Linked DNA regions of Homo sapiens: region 1 is linked to region 2. A link is a contact called in ENCODE Hi-C or POLR2A ChIA-PET data. All regions are on one chromosome and are shown on one strand. Each heading gives the region's core, a stretch centred on a gene start or an enhancer-like site at or near the end of the contact. The rest is flanking DNA. Distances are from core to core; before and after follow the strand shown.

Region 1 (3,857 bases), core at 437-2,936, 130 kb after region 2:
GATGGCACACATCTGTAGTCCCAGCTATTTGGGAGGCTGAGGTGGGAGGATCACTTGAGCCTGGAAGGTTGAGGCTGCAGTGAGCCGTGTTCCCATGACTGTATTCCACTTTGGGTGACAGAGTGAGAGTGTGTCTCAAATAAACCAAAAACCGAAACCCCAAGAACCCTCACATGATGTCTCTGGTGTCAAATGTCACCTCCACAGATTACTTCCTGGGCTCAAGGGAAAACCCGTGGCTGTGACAGCGGAACCCAGCCATCGGCCTTAGCAGCACTCAGGGTCAGGTCATCAGTCATTAGTACCTTGCCATCCCTGTCCCTCAGAGCACACAGCATCACCTGGAAGAAGCTGGGGCCGAAAATATCTAACCTGAATCTAATCAAGATTTTGTCTATACTTCCCGTTCCAAGGAAAAGTAGGGGAGAGGGATGTGAGTTAAACACTGCCAGGAGGAAGCAACCTGACAAGTCTCAAGGTCAGTGGGAAAACACCAATTTAGACTTAACCAAATGCATTGCATGTTTGAACAAACCGTCTGTAAAAGACATTTCTGGGGCTAACTGGAGAAAGTGGGATATAGATTGATTTAGAGGACAGAATGAAGCTAAAGGATTTTGTTAACAATTGTAATAGCATTGTGGTCATGTGGGGGAATACATCTCTTTCTAAAGAGATGTACACTGGGTCCGGCATGGTGGCTCATGCCTATAATCCCAGCACTTTGGGAAGCTGAGGAGGGAGGATCACTTGAACCCAGTAGTTTGAGATGAGTCTGGGCTCAGAAATTTTTTTGTGAGACTCCATCTTTACAAAAATTTTAAAAATTAGCTGGGTGTGCTGGCATGTGCCTGTAGTCCCAGCTACTCAGGAGGCTGAGGTGGGAGGATCGCTTGAGCCCAGAAGTTTGAAACTGTAGTGAGCTATGATTTCACCACTGCACTCCAGCCTGGGTGACAGAGCGACACCCTGTCTCAAAAAGAAAAAAAAAGAAAGAAAGAAGAAAAAAAGATGCATGCTGAAATATTTTGAGATATAATGTCATGATTTCTGTAATTTAAGTACTTCAGCAAAAATTAAAAATAAATAAATATGGCCAAATATTAATAATTATTATGCCTAGATGATGGGTATGTCTTGTTCTTCTACTCATTTGTAATGCTTGAATCTTATTTTATTTTGTTTTATGACAGTTTCACTCTTGTCACACAGGCTGGAGTGCAATGGTGCGATCTCGGCTTACCGCAACCTCCGCCTCCCGGGTTCAAGCGATTCTCATGCCTCAGCCTCCTGAGTAGCTGGGATTACAGGCACCCACAACCATGCCTGGGTAATTTTTGTATTTTTAGTAGAGACGGGGTTTCGCCATGTTCGCTAGGCTGGTTTCAAACTCCTGACCTCAGGTGATCTGCCTGCCTCGGCCTCCCAAAGCGCTGGGATTATAGGCGTGAGCCACTGTGCCCAGCCCTGAATTATTTTATAATTTCAAAATCCATGATGTCACTTGGCAAAAATTCTCTCTTTGCACAGCTTTTCTGAGAAATGCAAGCAGAGTATATAGAATGCTCACAGTACACAGGCGTGTCGTGACTGATGCAGCGGGTATGTGAATGTGTGGATGTGCTGGGAGGGCTGGGCTGCAGGGCGTGATGGTGATGCCACCCGGGGCGGGGTGGGGCATGTACATACAGGTGTGGCTCAATCCCACAGAGCAGTGTTCCCATGTAGGGTATGGGATGCAGCCTCTAGGATAGGAGGTGAGGCATATGGGACAATCTTGGGAGTTTTTTTCTGTCCAGATATCTTCCGTCCCACCTGATTGATGAGGCCAGGCACCTAAAATTGTGTTAGGAAGATATTCCTTTCAGCCGGGAGGCTGTTGAGTTGCTTGCAAGTAAAATGCAAATGCCACGGGCGGGGTGCATACCTGAAGGACTTAGTGGCTCTCTCAGCCAGGATCAGTGGCTGGCTTGCTGATGGCTAGCTGGACACCTGGAGTTGGGTGCAGGGCGTCAGCACCTGATGGGGTGGGATGGGGACCACTGGCAAACTTCAGTTTTCTGTTGATTCCTAATCTGGCCTCTAGAGTTTGCTCCCAACTCTATAGACCTACTGAGCCTCACCTGTTTTAGAGAGTGTAGCGTTTATGTGTGTGTGTGTGTGTGTGTGTGTGTGTGTGTGTTTCAGGGCAAGGAAGACCTGGTCTCCTTTCCATACCTGTGGATTTTTCCATGAGGATGCCAAGCTCAGCTTCGATCTCTCGGTGCATGGAGTCATTGGTAACGGCCAGAACCCACAGCAGCAGGTTTGTGGCCAGGGTCAGCATCAGGCCACACCTGGGGGAAATGCCACACTCTTCTCACACACCCTGGCCGGCTCCCCAGGTGCCAAACCCTCACCATCCACTGTTGTTGGGGCAACCACTCACTCCCAACCACTCACTCCCTAGTGTCACACTGGCACTAGGACACAAGAGGCAGCCCTGGGGCCACCTAGGACACATCCCAGACTAACCTATAGCCCCGCGGCCACCCTGACCAGGGAAGTGGTGGGGAGGACAGAGAGGCCAGAGGGTTTGGGAGGGAGAGAAGTCTTACCTAGTGAAGTTGGTCTGGACCCGAACACAGTCTTTGCAGTGTTTCCAGAGCACCCAGGTCTGAAAGAGACAGGGCCTTGAGCCCAGGGGCTGGTGGAGGTGGTGGGACCACAGTGTGAGTTCCTGGGGCGCATGCGTGTATTTACAGTGAAAGACACAGGGAGAAAGACTGGGTCGGAATCTTGGCTCTACTGCTTCTTGCTGTGTGGTATTGAATCAGTGGCAAACCATCTCTGAGCCTTAGTTGCCTCAGCTGGGAAAAGGGACCAAAAAGCCCACCCTTTGGGGAAGTGCTTTCTTGTTGGGGGAAATAAGACTGCGGGAACGAAGCACCCAACACAATGCCTGGTGACAAGAGAAACCTAAGAGGAAGCTGGAGATTGTATTCTTTTCTTTTTTGTTTTTTGGAGTCTCGCTCTGTCGCCCAGGCTGGAGTGCAGTGGCGCAATCTCGGCTCACTGCAAGATCTGCCTTTCGGGTTCACACCATTCTCCTGCCTCAGCCTCCTGAGTAGCTGGGACTACAGGCGCCTGCCACCACGCCCAGCTAATTTTGTTTTTGTATTTTTGGTAGAGACAGGGTTTCACTGTGTTAGCCAGGATGGTCTCAGCTAGTCTCGATCCCCTGACCTTGTGATCCACCCACCTCGGCCTCCCAAAGTGCTGGGATTACAGGTGTGAGCCACCGCGCCTGGCCGATTGTATTCTTTTTTTTTGAGACAGAGTCTCACTCTGTCGCCCAGGCTGGAGCTCAGTGGCATGATCTTGGCTCACTGCAACCTCTGCCTCCTGGGTTCAAGCGATTCTTGTGCCTCAGCCTCCCGAGTAGCTGGGACTACAGGCGTGCGCCACCACACCCGGCTAATTTTTGTATTTTCAGTAGAGACAGGGTTTTACCATGTTGGCCAGGCTGGTTTCAAACTCCTGACCTCAGGTGATCTGCCTGCCTCGGCCTCCCAAAGTGCTGGGATTACAGGCGTGAGCCACTGCGCCCTGCCGAGATTGTATTCTTAAGAGAAGGTTTATACATGTAGGGAGTGTATATCCAGGGATATGCCTACATACGCATAGACAGCTGGACTTCTAAGTGTCTACATTCGGTGACACGGTGTGTGTGTTGATGCAGGAACCCGTGGGTATGTGTGGACGTGGACACTTGTGTGAGGGGTGTGGTGTGTGTGCAAAGACCCTGGGACATTAGGTATTTGCCTGTGTGGCTGTTCCTAGGCATAGGTAGTGGGAGGTGTGTGCATGGCATGGGT
Region 2 (3,633 bases), core at 545-3,044:
TCTGGAACTCCTAGGCTCAAGTGATCCTCTTGCTTCAGCTTCCCAAAATGCTGAGATTAGAGGCATGCGCCACCACGCCTGCCCGCCCTGTGATGTTTTCCCCCATGAAGCACAGGCTGAAACCTGGGTCACTAATTTCTCCAGGAACAGGCCAGGCAGAGACCAGACACCCTGACATTCGGTTTGCTAACCTGCCTCCTTGAAAGCACAGGCCTGCTTGCCATCTGGCTCGTGGAAATACTGAAAAGAGTTTCAGGACCCTCAGGACCACCATTGCGGACCTATGGGGGCCCAGGACTCCCCCAAATAAGGAACAGCTGTTTGAGAGCAAGTATCATCCCCGGGACATTTGGATGTGTGCCTGAGGGTGTCACGCACCATCCTGCCACCAAGTGTCTTTCAGAGCGGGGAGGACTTGGCGAGGAAGCCCCTGTCCTTGCCAGCCCCGTGATGTGGGAAGACTCTGAGATGTATGCGGCTGCTGCTACCCACTTGGGTCATGCACTCACCTTTTCAGCATTTCCTGACCTGAGCGCTCCTCTGCAGAAGCCTGTGGCCACTGGTGCCAGGAGGAAGACTGTGGGGTGGGGAGGCAAGATGTGGATTTTGGGTAAAAGGTCTTTTAATAAGGGGCAAAGAATTCGAGCTCATTCCTTACTTCACAGGGGCAGCAGCCTGTGGGGAATGAGTCACTGGGCTCAGAGCTGAGCGAAGGCTCCAGGGAGAAAGGCTACCACGAGGCTGTAGCCAGGGCTTCCTCAGAGGAGCCCCCCCGCCCCCACCAACCTTCAGAGAACACTCTGCTCCCCCTGTGCCCTCCTGGCTCCAAAATGACCACCTTGAAGGAAAAACCGGGTCACTAATTTTTCCCGGAACAGGCCAGGTGGAGACGGAATTCAGGAACACCCCTGGGGCACCGCGTGGGCTGGTTCTGGAATTCGTTGCCCTTGGGATTTTTTTCTTCAGTGATTTGTATCAGTTCCTCTTCAGAGCCAATCATTAACCTCGCTGAGAACCCTTGCTTGAGAAGCCACAGGAACAAGTGGCTGGTTGAGGCTGGAAATGTGGAGGTGGCTCCATGGTGCACCCAAATCTTCCGCTTCCCCAGACAGAGGAGCTGAGTTCTCAGTCATGGCCTGGCCAGGGTCCCCTGGCAGGGTCTCGGCCTGGATTCAGCCTCTGGTCGCATGGCAGAGGCCTGGATATGGACGTAGCCCCTCTGCTGTGAGCAGTGCTACCTTCTGGGAGCTGAGTGGGTTGGTGATGGCTGGGGATGGGGGAGCAGCTTTCAGCAGCACTCAGCAGGGTGGAGGGGGTTTAAGGTTTACTCACCCGCGATAGTGTCACACCCCCTCTGGGCTGTAAAACACCAGCTGAGTGAGCAGCTCTGCTCTGGGCAGCAGCCCCACCCCTGCCTGGGCTTGGGTCCCCAGCCCAACATTTTTGGATCTGAGGTAGGCCTGGGCTCCTCCAGTTTAACCTCTCAGGCGACAATGAAGCCACTCAGACAGCCCACCCGTACCCCAATCCAGCTGGCGCCACCTCTCAGTCTGACCACCTGGCCCAAACCTTGCCCCCTCTCAGACGACAAGGCCTTTGGCACAGGCCCCAGTGCCAAGCGGCCAAGACCAGCCTGGAGAACCAAGGCCAGAGGACGCTGCTGGGATGGGGTTTGGGAGTGGGCTGTGCACCGCAGTCAGGAATCCCCCACCCACAAGGCCACGGGACTGTCCCCAGTGCCTGGGGGAACTCTAGCCGGATTAGAGCCCTCCTGTGGCTGTGGCGAGAAAGGGTCGCCTGCGTTTTGGGAGGTGGGATGGCGCAGGGCCGGGAACCGTCCTGGCGCGCCAGCCAGCGCTTAGATAAGTCCAGGTTTATTTATGGGGTGCTGTCACGGGCGGCGCGGGCTCCGGGCGCCGCTTGAGCGTGGCCGAGGCGCCGCTGCTGACCATGACCGCGGGGTAGAGCGGCTCGAGGAAGGCTGCCAGGAAGCGGTAGAAGAGGCTGGCGCCACCCGCCAGGCCGTAGAAGGACAAGCCGCCGGCGTCGCAGTCGAGCGCCACGCCCAGCGTGCGGTGGTAGGCGCCGTGCAGCACGGTCTGCGCGTTGTCGTCCCACTCCAGGCACCACGAGAAGGGGTTGCGGCCCAGCAGGTAGACCACGCTGCGGCTCGGGCGGCCGCCGAGCGGGGAGCTGCGGGGGTAGGTGACGCCCAGGCACACCCACGAGTTGGACACCTCCACCTCCCGTCCTAGTGGCGGCCCTCGGACAGGCCGCGCGAGCACAGCATCTGCGGTCACTGCTTGAAGCCCGGGAAGGGGCCGCCCCCTGTCAGGGGCTCCAGGAGGATCCCCAGGTTCAGCACCCAGCGGGTCTCCTAGAGCTGGAACAGCTCGTCGCCGGCGGTGGCGGGGTCAAAGTTCAGGTTGCAGTAACCTGGCGGGTGGAGGTGGGGAAGCAGGGTCAGCAGCCTCCAGGGCAGGACGCTGGCTTGCAAGGCATTTGCATACAAGTCAGGGGATGCTTCCACCCACGCTCCTGTCCCCAAACTCAGCCCGCTGCTCAGACACAGCCTGGAGGGTGAGTGGGTGCTGCCCCAGGTCGCCCTCCTCCCCCGCCATCAGACCCTAACATCGTCTCCCTTTGTATTTGTTCAGGCACACAAGACTGAGTGGGGGCCCAGCGAGGTGGCTCACGCCTGTAATCCCAGCACTTTGGGAGGCCAAGGCGGACGGATCACTTGAGGTCATGAATTCAAGACCAGCCTGACCAACATGGTGAAACTCCATCTCTAATAAAAATACAAAAAAATTGGCAAGACATGGTGGCAGGCACCTGTAGTCCCAGCTACTCGGGAGGCTGAGGCAGGAGAATCACTTGTACCCAGGAGGGGGAGGTTGCAGTGAGCCGAGATGGCGCCATTCCACTCCAGCCTGGGAGACAGAGCGAGAGTCTGTCTCAAAAAAAAAAAAAAAAAAAAAAGGCCAGGCGCGGTGGCTCACGCCTGTAATCCTGTAATCCCAGAACTTTGAGAGCTGGTTAAAGAAGCTGAGGCCCATGTCCAGCAGCCGCATCCAGAGCTCAGCCAGGGTCTCTGGCAGCTGGGGGAAGCTCTGCGTTTCCTCACAGTTGATGCCCATCAGGGGTTCCATGCAGGCTGAGAACTGCTTCAGTCGGAGGAACCCCTGGATGCAGGGAGGGGCCAGAGGTACCACCTGTTAGCCAGGACCTAGGCCGATGCCACAGGCCCAGAGGCCTCCAGAACCATGGGCCGGTGGAGCAGAAGCTTCCCCTTTCCAAACCTGGGCATCTCCTTTCCCTCCTCCTAGCTATTTGGACATCAGAGGTCAGGGCTTTGCCAAGGGCTTGGCCACTGTGGCCTAGTGTGCATTAGGCAAAGGGGATTTTCAGAAAATGATGGGAGGATTTTTGTTGTGCCTTGAACTGCTTAGTAAAAGCCATTGCCAAATGCTTCCCATTGTGCACAGGGGACAAAGTGAGCAGTTGCCCTAGATGTCTGCCCAGGGTGTGATGGCAGCTTAAAGGAAGCTGGAGTTCCCAAGCACAGGGTTTGGGCAACTCCAGGCACCGTCCAGAAAAGGCTGCTGCTTGGCCCCACCCGCTACTTACAGC

What was found. A loop is a pair of places that touch in the nucleus more often than their neighbours do. ChIA-PET counts read pairs that join two places held with the same protein, here RNA polymerase II (POLR2A). Pooled maps may share reads with other maps.
Region 1: a loop to region 2 is called in a pooled map, with 3 times the contacts of the local background. The contact joins two enhancer-like sites. A Hi-C loop is called at or near these places in 2 of 50 pooled maps. POLR2A ChIA-PET finds 5 or more read pairs at or near these places in 3 of 52 experiments (OCI-LY7, activated T-cell and endothelial cell of umbilical vein).

What each region holds. Positions count from the first base shown.
Region 1 is chr17:74,942,085-74,945,941 of GRCh38, reverse strand. OTOP3 (otopetrin 3) reads right to left here. Exons shown (of 7, transcript NM_001272005.2): 4 at 2,598-2,656; 5 at 2,218-2,336. Among named protein-coding and RNA genes, the nearest start is that of OTOP3, 8.1 kb to the right of the region's middle. RefSeq lists an enhancer at 1,315-2,514. Within about 2 kb of position 1,686, at least 3 of the 41 ENCODE cell types and tissues checked have a DNase peak (open chromatin) inside an H3K27ac peak, as active enhancers do.
Region 2 is chr17:75,075,997-75,079,629 of GRCh38, reverse strand. It overlaps the pseudogene TRIM80P. Among named protein-coding and RNA genes, the nearest start is that of SLC16A5, 10 kb to the left of the region's middle. RefSeq lists enhancers at 1-1,197, 1,055-1,284. Within about 2 kb of position 1,794, at least 36 of the 41 ENCODE cell types and tissues checked have a DNase peak (open chromatin) inside an H3K27ac peak, as active enhancers do.